Regions from separate parts of the Homo sapiens genome. Here regions 1 and 2 are each linked to region 3. The links are chromatin contacts, found by Hi-C or POLR2A ChIA-PET in ENCODE. All regions are on one chromosome and are shown on one strand. Each heading gives the region's core, a stretch centred on a gene start or an enhancer-like site at or near the end of the contact. The rest is flanking DNA. Distances are from core to core; before and after follow the strand shown.

Region 1 (3,939 bases), core at 1,140-3,639, 270 kb before region 3:
CATGCCTGTAGTCCCATCTAATCTGGAGGCCGAGGTGGGAGGACCACTTGACCCCTGAAGGCCAAGGCTGCAGTGAGCCATGATTGCATCACTGCACTCCAGACTAGGTGACAGAGTAAGACACTGTCTCAAGAAAAGAAAAAGAAAAAAAAAAAAAAAGCATGTTCTTGGATTCCACCTCTGACTTACTGGGGATGGAGAAGTGAATTTCTTTTTCTTTTTTTTACTAAGATGGAGTCTCTCACTGTCGCCCGTGCTGGAGTGCAATGTTGCGATCTCGGCTCACTGCAACCTCTGCCTCCTGGGTTCACGCAATTCTCTTGCCTTGGCCTCCCGAGTAGCTGGGATTACAGGCACACACCACCACACCCGGCTAATTTTTTTAATTTTTAGTAGAGACAGGGTTTCATTATGTTGGCCAGACTGGTCTCCTGACCTCGTGATCTGCCTGCCTCGGCCTCCCAAGGTGCTGGGATTACAGGCATGAGCCACCGTGCCCAGCTCTGGAAAAGTGTGTTTCTAATAAACCTCCCTGGGGTGATTTTAACAATTATCATCATTATTTTGAATCGGTGAAACATACACACAGTGAAACATACACAGTAAAACATACAAAAGGTTCAAAGTGTGAGTGAAAAGCAAGCATTCCACCTCATTTCTCAGTTGTCCAGTTCTGTCCCCCACTACACCCCAGAGGCAATCACTTTTCCTTGGGGGGACTCACCATGCTGAAGTTTGAGGGTCACCGTCATACATATGAGATAGACCAAGATGGGGGGCTCTCTGCACTCCAGAGCTCACAGCAAAATTGCAGGTAAGACCACCATTCAAAGACAAGTGCCTGAGGAAGGGGTCTCAAAGTCACCAGCAAAGATGCCAGCGGCTCCTGCTCAGTGCATGTCTGCACCTCCTATTTCTAGGACCTTCCAATCTGCTTCCTTCTGGGGACCACTTCACGTAGGAAGCAGTCCCTACACAGGTTATCTTGTCACAAGCAAAGATCAGGAATGGATAGGTGGGTAAGGGGAGAGTAAGACGTGATGGTGAGCTAAGAGGAGTCTGCAGAGAGGTCTAAGCTTGAAAAGTCTGGACAGAAACCCAATGTTCAGTCTTTCCATTTGTATTTCTGATTATTTGTAGTAACCATCAACTTTCGTCATTTGGATAGATTCTTAAGAAAAAAAAAAAATCACTGATGGCTGGGCACAGTGGCTCACGCCTGTAATCCTAGCACTTTGGGAGGCCGAGGCGGGAGGATCCTGGCCTGAGGTCAGGAGTTCAAGACCAGCCTGACCAACATGGTGAAACCCCGTTTCTACTAAAAATACAAAATTTAGCTGGGCATGGTGCGGGCCGTGGAATTCCAGCTACTAGGGAGGCCAAGGCAGGAGAATCGCTTGAACCTGGGAAGCGGAGGCTGCAGTGAACCAAGATCACGCCACTGCATTCCAGCCTGGGCTACCGAGTGAGACTCAGTCTCAAAAAGGAAAAAAAAAAAAAGCGGAAAAAAAAATTCGCTGATGTTTTAACCATTCTGGGGTCACAGCCTCCTTTGTTATGGACCTACTCTGGAAAAATGCACAGACAGGTAAACCTCTGCGGAAGCCTCACAGACTGCCAGCCTACCCAGGGATCCCGGGAGGTCCAAGTTCAGAATCCCACTTTGAGATGTTTCTTGTACTAAAACGCTTGGTTTACAAAAAGTCTTCCCCTATTTGTTTAGAGAACCCGAACGATGTCGTCACTGGCAGCGAAGCGCCTTGGCATGAACCGTAGGCCAGCTGGCTCAGGAGGTGGAGGCGGTGAGGCGGCCACTTGGGGCCACCGCTTCTGGCGGCCGCAGGAGCGACCCACAGACAGGTAATGGCTGCCATGGGGGGCGGGGCGTCGTCTTTAGCCTTTAGCGCCCCTGTGCTTCGTGCGCATTTCGTGGCCTCTGGGTGCCGTACCTGCTTCCCACCCGGCTTTCCTGGGTGGCGGAGAGCGAACCCACCCCAGCCTGGGTTGGGGGAGGGGGCGTCGGCGCAGGGTCCCGTGGGCAGAGCTGCGCTGGGAGCTGGCGGGCTCCGCATTCATCATTGTTCCTCCAGCGCCTGGCACGGCTGGGCCGAAGCAGAGACCGTGGCCTGAAGCGCGCCATCCCCTTCGGAGTTGACCGACCACCAAGCTCTTCCGCCCACAGGTGTTGTCAGAGCTCCTTCCACCGGCCGGACCTAGGAAGGACCCAGGGTCCAAACATGGCCCGAGGCTGGCCGAGAGCACAACAGCCGGCGGGCGCTGACGGGCACGGAGCGCACGGGACCGCGGAGGAACCCGCGCGCGCCCCCGCCTCGCGCCGCGCGCACGTGACTGCGCCCCCGGCCCCGCCCCCGGCCTGCCCCCCGCCCCCACTGGCCGCTCGGCCGCGCGCGGGTCGGCCGGCTCTATGGGGAAAGCGGCGGCTCCGAGCCGAGGCGGCGGCTGTGGCGGCCGCTCCCGCGGGCTCTCGTCGCTGTTCACGGTTGTCCCCTGCCTGTCGTGCCACACGGCGGCGCCGGGCATGAGCGCTTCCACGTCCGGCTCCGGGCCGGAGCCCAAGCCCCAGCCCCAGCCCGTGCCCGAACCGGAGCGGGGACCGCTGTCAGAACAGGTGTCGGAGGCAGTTTCGGAGGCAGTGCCAAGATCGGAACCTGTGTCCGAGACGACGTCTGAGCCGGAGCCAGGGGCTGGGCAGCCATCGGAACTGCTGCAGGGGTCGCGGCCGGGGTCAGAGTCAAGCTCAGGTGTAGGGGCTGGGCCCTTCACTAAGGCCGCATCGGAGCCGCTCTCCCGGGCGGTGGGGAGCGCGACCTTTCTCAGACCCGAGTCAGGATCGCTGCCAGCGTTAAAGCCCCTGCCTCTTCTGCGACCAGGACAGGCGAAGACTCCTCTTGGGGTTCCAATGTCGGGGACTGGCACGACCTCCAGTGCCCCACTGGCCTTACTGCCTCTGGACAGCTTCGAGGGCTGGCTTCTCAAGTGGACCAACTATCTGAAGGGCTACCAGCGCCGCTGGTTCGTGCTGGGCAATGGTTTGCTCTCTTACTACAGGTATGGAAGCGCCAGGGTGGGACATGGGGGTTGGAGGGTGGTGATGCTGCAGGGATGGTGATGGAGGGCCTCCATGGTTGGCGGACACTGCCACTAGTCTAGAGATGTTTAGGGGCATGCATTCCAGCAGGCCAAGTCACGCTTCTGGCCCGCCGCCAAGGGCCGGGGGCCCTGACCTCTGGCAAGGGTGAATGTGATCTGCGGACATGACCTCTGGCAAGCTTGGGTTTTTGGGCAAGTGGGGAGGTGGAGTAAGGGAGTGATCTGGGGCCTCAGTTCCCTTCTGCTTGGCAGTTGTGGGGCTTGGGGCAGCTAGCTAGAGTCAGCCCCTCAAAGTCCTTGCCCTTTCTGGTTCGGGAGCTAACATCATTGTGTGTTTGGGATTGAGGGAGAGAGTCACCTTGTTCAGTCCTTAGGACCCACACTCTTAGGAAGGGCTGCTTATTCTTCCCGCCTGGGGCAGTTACTCCCACCTTTCCTGATGCCTCTGGTTGCCAGGCCTTGGGCTGGGCACCACAGACTCACAGATGTATTGGACACGGTTCTTGGCCTTCAGGAGTCCATCTTGGCATTTTGCGGAGAGCTAGGAAGTGTTTTGCTGCCCTCCTTTCTTATTCCAGACCCAGCACGGGATTCAAAATTAAAGTCCAGTGGTGAGAGAGCTAACACTGTCTTCCCACTGAAACTGGTTGAAAGGAGGTTACTGAAGCCTCCCTTTGCTTTCTTACTGGCTCTTCCCTGGGTCTGCTTCCTGGGGATGGTTGGTTTAAGCCTTGAGAACTCAGATCAGTCTATGCCAGTGGTTCTCAAACCTGAGTGTGCATCAGCATTCCCTGAAGAGCTTGTTGGAACACAAAGTGCTGGGCCTCC
Region 2 (3,981 bases), core at 1,029-3,528, 330 kb before region 3:
TGCCTCAGCCACCTGAGTAGCTGGGACTACAGGCGCCCACCGCCACACCCAGCTAATTTTTGTATTTTTAGTAGAGACGGGGTTTCACCATGTTGGCCAGGCTGTCTCCAACTCCTGACCTTAAGTGATCCGCCAGCCTCGGCCTCCTAAAGTGCTGGGATTACAGGCGTGAACCTCTTCGGCCAGCCTCCCAGCTTATTTTTGTATTTTCTGTAGACACGAGGCTTTGCCCTGTTGCCCAAGCTGGTCTCCAACTCCTGAGCTCAAGTGATCCTCATGCCTCAGCCTCCCAACGTGCTGGGACTACAGGCATGAGCCACTGTACCCAGACTATTGTTTTTTACTAAAGGAGACTTACTAGAAAACTGACAAAATCCAGGCTGGGCGTGGTGGTTTACGCCTGTAATCTCAGCACTTTGGGAGGCCAGGGTGGGTGGATCACCTGAGGTCAAGAGTTTGAGACCAACCTGACCAACATGGTGAAACCCTGTCTCTACTAAAAATACAAAAATTAGCCGGGTTTGGTGGCGCACGCCTGTAATCCCAGCTACTCGGGAGGCTGAGGTAGGAGAACCACCTGAACCTGGGAGGCAGAGGTTGCAGTGAGCTGAGATCGTGCCATTGCACTCCAGCCTGGGCAACAAGAGCGAAACTCGGTCTTGGAAAACAAACAAACAAAAAAACCTGACAAAATATCAAAGATAATTATAACCCTTAGGGGTCCCAGATTTCTCTTCCTCAGGAAATGGCAAGGGGGTGCGGGAGAGGGGCCATCCGCTTTGGCTGGCTTAGTTTCCTTTCCACAACCCTTTCTGGAGAAACACTAAATGCCACCATTTTTTGGTCCTTGGCCTGGAAATTTCCCTATCTGCACCCCCTGCGCTGTAGCTTAGGCTATTCAGCAGAGATCTGCAGGCTCCAGCGGGCGTCGGACTTACAGAGGCAAATGTGACCATGTAAATTCCCAGGCCCACCCGTGACAGAGAGCCTCTGATTCAGCAGGCCTCCTTTGAGGCTGGGGATTTTAAACCCGCGTCCTGTGATTGGGATGGGGATTGAGGGCTATATTCAGCGCCTGGCCACCAGAGGGCGCAGCGGGCTGGGTTCAGCGGTACCCCTTTGAGATCTTGTGTCTCAAGACAGGTTGCTGTCATCAAGGATTTGCTGGTTAGACAACAGGCAAGGGGTGAGCTGGGTCCTCTTGGGCAGGAGCCTAGTAGGAAGACCGACAACAGGAAAGAGGCTCACATCTGATACTGGGCACATGGCTGGGCCTTGGTCCTCGTGCTCCCGGACTTCAGAGCTCAGAGGGGCCAGGGCCTGGCCTAGCCTGGAATCTGGATGGACCTCTTCTGCCCTGGGGCGCGCCGTTTACCCAATCCTGACCTCAGAGAGCGTCTGTCGTTCTGGTGGGAAAACCGAGACCCAGACAGGAACAAGGGCTCAGTGGCAACCGCTCTGCCTCCCAGCCCAGGGCTCTGTCTTGCCGGGGCTGGGGCACAGGGTGGACCCCAGGAAGTTCTGCTATGAGTCAGCTTCGAGTGCTCAGGGGACCGGACAGAGGCTGCTGGCCGGGGAAGGATGCCGGCCGGCGGTACCTACTTCCGCAGCTGTGGGTATCCCTGCCTGGTGATTCAGCTTCCCTCTGAGGGTCCCCAGGGGGCGCCGCCCTGGACTGGGAGGCTGGGGAGGATGCTGGGGCTACGGAGGGGCGATGGAGGTGCCTTAAGGGACCCCGTAATCCAGCTCTGCTGGATGCTGAGGTCCCACGAGATAATTGTGGCCAGAGATCAGGTGGGCGTAAGACTGGTCCTAGGATGGGGGCTGTGGGCCCCTCCTCACTACCCTGCTTCTTGAAGATAGCCTGGGCGGCTGTGCGGGATACCCCAGTGTCTCCAGCAATGCGCGTTCATCTCCATGGAGGGCTCGCCTTGGCGCTGGGTGGGGAGCGACTTGGTCCCCCCTGGCGGCGAAGAGAGGCTGACCACGCCAGCTCGTGGGGGGGTCTACTGGGCAGATGCGCAGGCCCCGGGCGGAGGAGGGCTGATGGGGGAAATGCCAGGCCGATGGGGGAGGGGCTGTGAGCGGGAGGCGTTGGGGCGGGGCAAGACCGCCCTCCCGGTCCGGGGGCGGGGCTTGGCCTGGGGCGGGGCTTGGCTGGGGTGCTCAGCCCAATTTTCCGTGTAGGGAGCGGGCGGCGGCGGGGGAGGCAGAGGCGGAGGCGGAGTCAAGAGCGCACCGCCGCGCCCGCCGTGCCGGGCCTGAGCTGGAGCCGGGCGTGAGTCGCAGCAGGAGCCGCAGCCGGAGTCACAGCCGCAGCCAGAGCCGCAGCCAAAGCCTCAGAGAGCAGGAGTTGGAGCGCAGGCCCTGCTGGATCCGCGCCTAGCTCGCCGCCAGGCACCGGCCGGAGGACGGGCCGTGGTGTCAGCTCACTGCCCGGGCGCTGTGGGAGGCAGCGAGCCCGCGACCCCCCGGGCCGGGCACCGCCAGGCGCGGAGCCCAGATCGCCCCCCTGCCAGGCCTGGTCACGGCCAGAGCACGCAGGAGTTCCCAGGGTCTGGATCTGCGCGCACCCTAATGACCTGGGGACTGAAGAGAAAAAAGGAACGAGGATTTCATCTAAAAGCATAACGTGGGCACTAGGCGAGGAGGAAAGTGGAGACCACCTGGCACGGGGCAGAGGTGCCTGGAGCCCACGCTTGAGCATCGGAGACCCTGGCATCCTAGCAGCCGCGACCTTGGCTCTGCCCTGTCTGAGCTGGAAACACAGCTTAGCTTCTAGACATCGCTGGCACAGGCCTGGCACAAGTAAGCAGTGTCCTCACCTGTCTGAAACGGGACACGGGGTCGGAGGAACCAGGATCTAGCCTGGCCCCAAGCGGAACTCTCTGGTGGCCCAGAGGTCGTCACTGGGGAGCCCGCCTCCTGCCCTAGCCTCACTGGTGCGGATGTGCCGCTGCCCGCCGGAGCACCATGATGGCAGGATGACCTCAGCCGAAGTAGGAGCAGCAGCTGGTGGTGCTCAGGCGGCTGGGCCCCCCGAGTGGCCCCCTGGCAGCCCTCAGGCCCTCCGGCAGCCTGGCCGGGCCCGAGTGGCCATGGCAGCACTGGTGTGGCTGCTGGCGGGAGCCAGCATGTCAAGCCTCAACAAGTGGATCTTCACAGTGCACGGCTTTGGGCGGCCCCTGCTGCTGTCGGCCCTGCACATGCTGGTGGCAGCCCTGGCATGCCACCGGGGGGCACGGCGCCCCATGCCAGGCGGCACTCGCTGCCGAGTCCTACTGCTCAGTCTCACCTTTGGCACGTCCATGGCCTGCGGCAACGTGGGCCTAAGGGCTGTGCCCCTGGACCTGGCACAACTGGTTACTACCACCACACCTCTGTTCACCCTGGCCCTGTCGGCGCTGCTGCTGGGCCGCCGCCACCACCCACTTCAGTTGGCCGCCATGGGTCCGCTCTGCCTGGGGGCCGCCTGCAGCCTGGCTGGAGAGTTCCGGACACCCCCTACCGGCTGTGGCTTCCTGCTCGCAGCCACCTGCCTCCGCGGACTCAAGTCGGTTCAGCAAAGTAAGTGCCTGGGTGGCCAATTGAGAAGGTGGGGGTCCGGGTGGGTGCATGGCCTGGATGGCCCTGTGAGGGGTATGGCTGTTGTCCCATTTTACAAATGAGGAAACTGAGGTTCATGGCTGTGGAGGAAGCAGAACTGAGGCTCAGAGAGGGCCAACAGTTCAGTGAGTTCCAGGCCCCAGACTCAGGCTCTGGAGGCCCAACTCGTGTTTATTTGTTTATTTACTTATTTAGACAGGGTCTGGCTCTGTCACCCAGGCTGCATTGGTGAGATCTCAGCTCAATACAGCCTCCGCATCCTGGGTTCAAGTGATTCTTCTGCCTCAGCCTCCCAAGTAAGTGGGACTACAGGTGCACACCACCACGCTAAGCTAATTTTTGTATTTTTAGTAGAGACAGCATTTTACCATGTTG
Region 3 (4,174 bases), core at 9-2,508:
CAGTTAAAGTAACCTAGTAGCTATCCAAAATATATGCAGAGATGTTTAAAACTACAATTTCTTCAAGTGTTTTTTTTTAATCTTCTCAATGATTTATGATGTAATATTTTGGAAGGAACTATGTCATAAATCTGTAGCTTTAAGGAGCTTTTAGCATTAAGTTGCGATAGCTCAATTCAGACAATCTGAGTCTCGTGTGGATGGTCCTGAAGGAGATGGTCCTTGAGTGGGTGGTTTATGACTGCTCCATCTTCATGTTCTTCCAGCCTTTTTTGGTTCCCCGAAATTTCCTGTCAGGAAATTTACCAACGCGGAAATTTACCCACTTCTGTCAGAAAACTGATCAGCCATGTCTTCGCCACACGTGATGCCAGGATTCTTAAACAGGCCCAAGACCGGAGACCAAGATGTCGACGGAGTGTTATATGGCGCAAGTTGCAGCTTCACCACCTCCCAAGTGAAAAAGCTCCTAGGCACTCACGATTTCTTTTTTCAAAGCCGGACCAAACCCAGTTCAGGGTGGTGGTCAGATTACCTCACACTTGGCCCACATAAACACCTCACAAATGACCCGCCCACAGCACCTCGGGCAGGCCGCGCCCCGCCCCCACGTCCCTCAGACAACAGCCTCAGCCTCCCAGGCCCTTCCCGGGCCTCGGTCCCGTGGCCGCCTCCCCACGAAGAGGAGCTACTCCCGGCTTCCAAGGACCGGATCGAGGGCAGTGGCGAGCGCACCACCTGACCGGGCACTACCCGGATCTCACAACTGCCTTTGTCCCTCCCCGCGGAATTGGAACCCAACAGCCGCAGAGCGCTCTTGGAACCATGTGCTGCTGCCGCCTCCGCCGCCGCCGCCGCTGCCTCCGCCGCCGCCCGCGCGCCGCCCGCGCGCCGCGCTAGTTGAGATGGTGACAGGATTCAGCAACACGAAATTCGGCGTTTAGAGCTGCTCTGCCGCCGCCGTCACAGACACCACAGCCACCGCTTTGTCTCCGATAGTGCACACAGCCCCGGCCACCTCGCACACTCCCCGACGCCCCAAGCCCCCGAGGCCTCCGCGGAGCATTCAGCCAATCACAAAGCTGCAGCTCCTCCCGCCCCCGCCCTGATGTACAGCCTCCTGATTGGCGGGCTGCGTGTCCCCATGTGACCGGATCTTGGTTGGCCGGTCCCGCCCCTGTCACGTGACAGCGTGCGCCTCTCTTCCTGCTTTCCTGACCCTCTCCGCCATTTAAAGAAACAGTACCGGGGGCGGGCCGAGCGACGCAGCCGGGACGGTAGCTGCGGTGCGGACCGGAGGAGCCATCTTGTCTCGTCGCCGGGGAGTCAGGCCCCTAAATCGAAGAAGCCCTGGCGCGCCCTCCCCCCCTCCCGGGTCTGGTAGGGCGAAGGAACGGGCGTGCGGTCGATCGAGCGATCGGTTGGCGGCTCTTTCTCCTGCTCTGGCATCCAGCTCTTGGGGCGCAGGCCCGGCCGCCGCGGCGCGCGCCCGGTGGCCGTTGGCGCTCGCGCCGCGTCTTTCTTCTCGTACGCAGAACTCGGGCGGCGGCCTATGCGTTTGCGATTCGACGAGGAGTCGTCCGGGTGGTCGGCGGCGGCGGGCAGCTGCTCCGCCCCGCTCCGGGGGAGGCGGCGGCGGCAGCGGCCGCGGGATTTGGAGCGGCCGGGGAGGCGGGGGTGGCCGGGGCCGGCTTGGAGGCCTGGCGCCACCCTTCGGGGCCTGCAAGGACCCAGTTGGGGGGGCAGGAGGGGGCCGGAGGATGGTTGGTTGTGGGATTTCTACTTTGCCTTTTCCTCCTTATGCCGCCTTAGTGAGGGGCGGGAGCTCTGGCGGCAGCCCCGGGGTGGGGAGACGAGCTCCGGAGTCGGAAGAGCTGGGTTTTCTTCCGGGCCTAGCCACCAGTTGGCGGAGTGACCTTAGGCGAGTCACTCTGTAATTTGTCTGCGCCTCAGTTTCCTCCTCTGCCTATCAATGTGTGTGGGGTTGAAATCGCTTTGTAAACTATAAAGCGTGGGTGTACGTAAAGGATGGTTATTGTTTATAATTTTTTTTGAGTTGTAAGAAAACTTAGCAGTTCCCCAATCCTTGGGTTTTGAACCTGGGAACCTTGGATTGGAGTTGGGGATCCCCAAACTTCCTGAAATTGTGGGAATGTGCGGTTTGGGGGAATGATGGGAATTTGTGGGAATGTGCGTTTTAGGGGAATGATGATCCATCGCTAGCAAGTTTTCCAAGGGGGCTGTGACCCAGAAGAGTTAAGAATCACAATTTCTTCATGCTACAGAGAGGAAACTGAGGCCTAGATGTCATTTGGGACCCTTCACAACCATTTTGAAGCCCTGTTTGAGTCCCTGGGATATGTGAGCTGTTTCTATGCATAATGGATATTCGGGGTTAACAACAGTCCCCTGCTTGGCTTCTATTCTGAATCCTTTTCTTTCACCATGGGGTGCCTGAAGGGTGGCTGATGCATATGGTACAATGGCACCCAGTGTAAAGCAGCTACAATTAGGAGTGGATGTGTTCTGTAGCATCCTATTTAAATAAGCCTATTTTATCCTTTGGCCCGTCAACTCTGTTATCTGCTGCTTGTACTGGTGCCTGTACTTTTCTGACTCTCATTGACCATATTCCACGACCATGGTTGTCATCCATTACTTGATCCTACTTTACATGTCTAGGCTGTGTGGTTGGTGGTGAATAGGCTTCTTTTTACATGGTGCTGCCAGCCCAGCTAATTAATGGTGCACGTGGACTTTTAGCAAGCGGGCTCACTGGAAGAGACTGAACCTGGCATGGAATTCCTGAAGATGTTTGGGGTTTTTTTCTTTCTTAATCGAAAGTTAACATTGTCTGAAAAGTTTTGTTAGAACTACTGCGGAACCTCAAAATCAGTAGATTTGGAAGTGATTCAAAGCTAAACTTTTTCCTTGGCCCTCCTTGTGTTCTAATTGCTTGCAAGTGTAATACTAGGATGTCCAAGATGCCAGTTTTTGCTTCTTTGTTAGTTGTCAGCTGCTTTTATCAAATTTCAGGCCATTATCCAACAAACACTATAAAAATGTTTGAACAATTGGATTTCAAACATTTTCGTTTTGTGGAGTGGTGCTCACCAAGTGGTACAGCCCTAAGCAAGTGAACACAAACACATTTAAGTGTATTTTGTCTGATTAGATGTTAGCCAGTTATGCTATTTCATTCAAATGTCTGAAAAAATCAATTGACTATTCCCTTTTCCTAAAGGGCAGAGACAGATAATCTCACTTCCAGAGAAATGACTTGGAGAAAAAAAAGTGTTGGTCTTTTTGCTCTTTTGTAATTAAATCCGGATGTACCTCAAAAGACTTAAGACTGTGGTGATAAGATGCTTTCCTCAGCAGAAAGGAGGGAAAAAAAACAACTGGAACTCAAAGCTTGAAATTCTGTGGCAAAACATGAGATGTCCAGGATTGGAGGTTGAAAAGATTTCACTACAGTGTTCTGCAATAGTTGGAGCAGATAACTTTCAGTGTAGCCACAGCCATGGACTCCAGATTTCCAGATTTTCAAGACCTGGACCTGGAACCCGAAAGAGCTTGTCACGATGCGGCAGGAACACTGGAGGTAGATTTTTTTTTATTTTTGAATTTTGGGACTGTTGACCTTGCTGTGAGAAAAGAGACAACGACTGAGCAAGCACTACCACCAGCACTGTTACTGGGAATTAGAAGACCTGAGTTTCTGTCCAGACCCTCAGTGCAAACTGAGGATGCTCCATCCAAAGTGAATTATGGTACTTGCCATTTTCCAAAATGCCTTATCCTTTACCATCTCTGCACTTTTGTTCATACTCTCATTCTACTTTGGAACTGCTGCTCTGTGGCTTTTCATCTGTCAAAACTGCCATTTTCTCAGTATCCAACTCTTATGCCCTCTTTTCCATGAGTCTCCTAACTAGCCAGAATAGAGCTTTAAAGTTTTATGACATTTCGTTATGTATCCTCTATCTGTATACAAAATCCTGTAAAATAGTTACTTGCCTGCATTTACTGTCTTTGCAGATAGCAGACTCCTTGAAAGCAGGGTCCTTGTTTAGTGCATCTTTGCCCACATACACCACAACATATCAAGATGCATTTATTAGGAAGGAGGAGTTTAGAGAGCAGGCTATCAGAATAACCACTCAGTAAGTGT

The links. A loop is a pair of places that touch in the nucleus more often than their neighbours do. ChIA-PET counts read pairs that join two places held with the same protein, here RNA polymerase II (POLR2A). Pooled maps may share reads with other maps.
Region 1: a pooled map shows a loop between it and region 3 (6-fold over the local background). The contact joins the promoter of OSBP2 here to the promoter of TUG1 in region 3. A Hi-C loop is called at or near these places in 6 of 50 pooled maps. POLR2A ChIA-PET finds 5 or more read pairs at or near these places in 2 of 52 experiments (AG04450 and Panc1).
Region 2: a map of B cell shows a loop between it and region 3 (26-fold over the local background). The contact joins the promoter of SLC35E4 here to the promoter of TUG1 in region 3. A Hi-C loop is called at or near these places in 6 of 168 maps with a recorded cell type or tissue (B cell, CD4-positive, alpha-beta T cell, CD4-positive, alpha-beta memory T cell and 3 more), 9 of 37 single-sample maps with no recorded cell type and 15 of 50 pooled maps. POLR2A ChIA-PET finds 5 or more read pairs at or near these places in 12 of 52 experiments (CD4-positive, alpha-beta T cell, CD4-positive, alpha-beta memory T cell, CD8-positive, alpha-beta T cell and 9 more).

The regions. Positions count from the first base shown.
Region 1 is chr22:30,692,485-30,696,423 of GRCh38, forward strand. It overlaps OSBP2 (oxysterol binding protein 2), which reads left to right and starts at 2,390. Exons shown (of 14, transcript NM_030758.4): 1 at 2,390-3,069. The coding sequence starts at 2,426. RefSeq lists silencers at 2,063-2,142, 2,527-2,576.
Region 2 is chr22:30,633,503-30,637,483 of GRCh38, forward strand. SLC35E4 (solute carrier family 35 member E4) reads left to right here and starts at 2,279. Exons shown (of 2, transcript NM_001001479.4): 1 at 2,279-3,567. The coding sequence starts at 2,949. RefSeq lists an enhancer at 1,001-1,705 and a silencer at 2,037-2,486.
Region 3 is chr22:30,968,007-30,972,180 of GRCh38, forward strand. TUG1 (taurine up-regulated 1) reads left to right here and starts at 1,259. Exons shown (of 3, transcript NM_001396518.1): 1 at 1,259-3,773. The coding sequence starts at 1,351. The coding sequence ends at 1,812. It overlaps MORC2 (MORC family CW-type zinc finger 2), which reads right to left and starts at 768. Exons shown (of 26, transcript NM_001303256.3): 1 at 1-768. RefSeq lists an enhancer at 1,170-1,499 and a silencer at 1,530-1,779.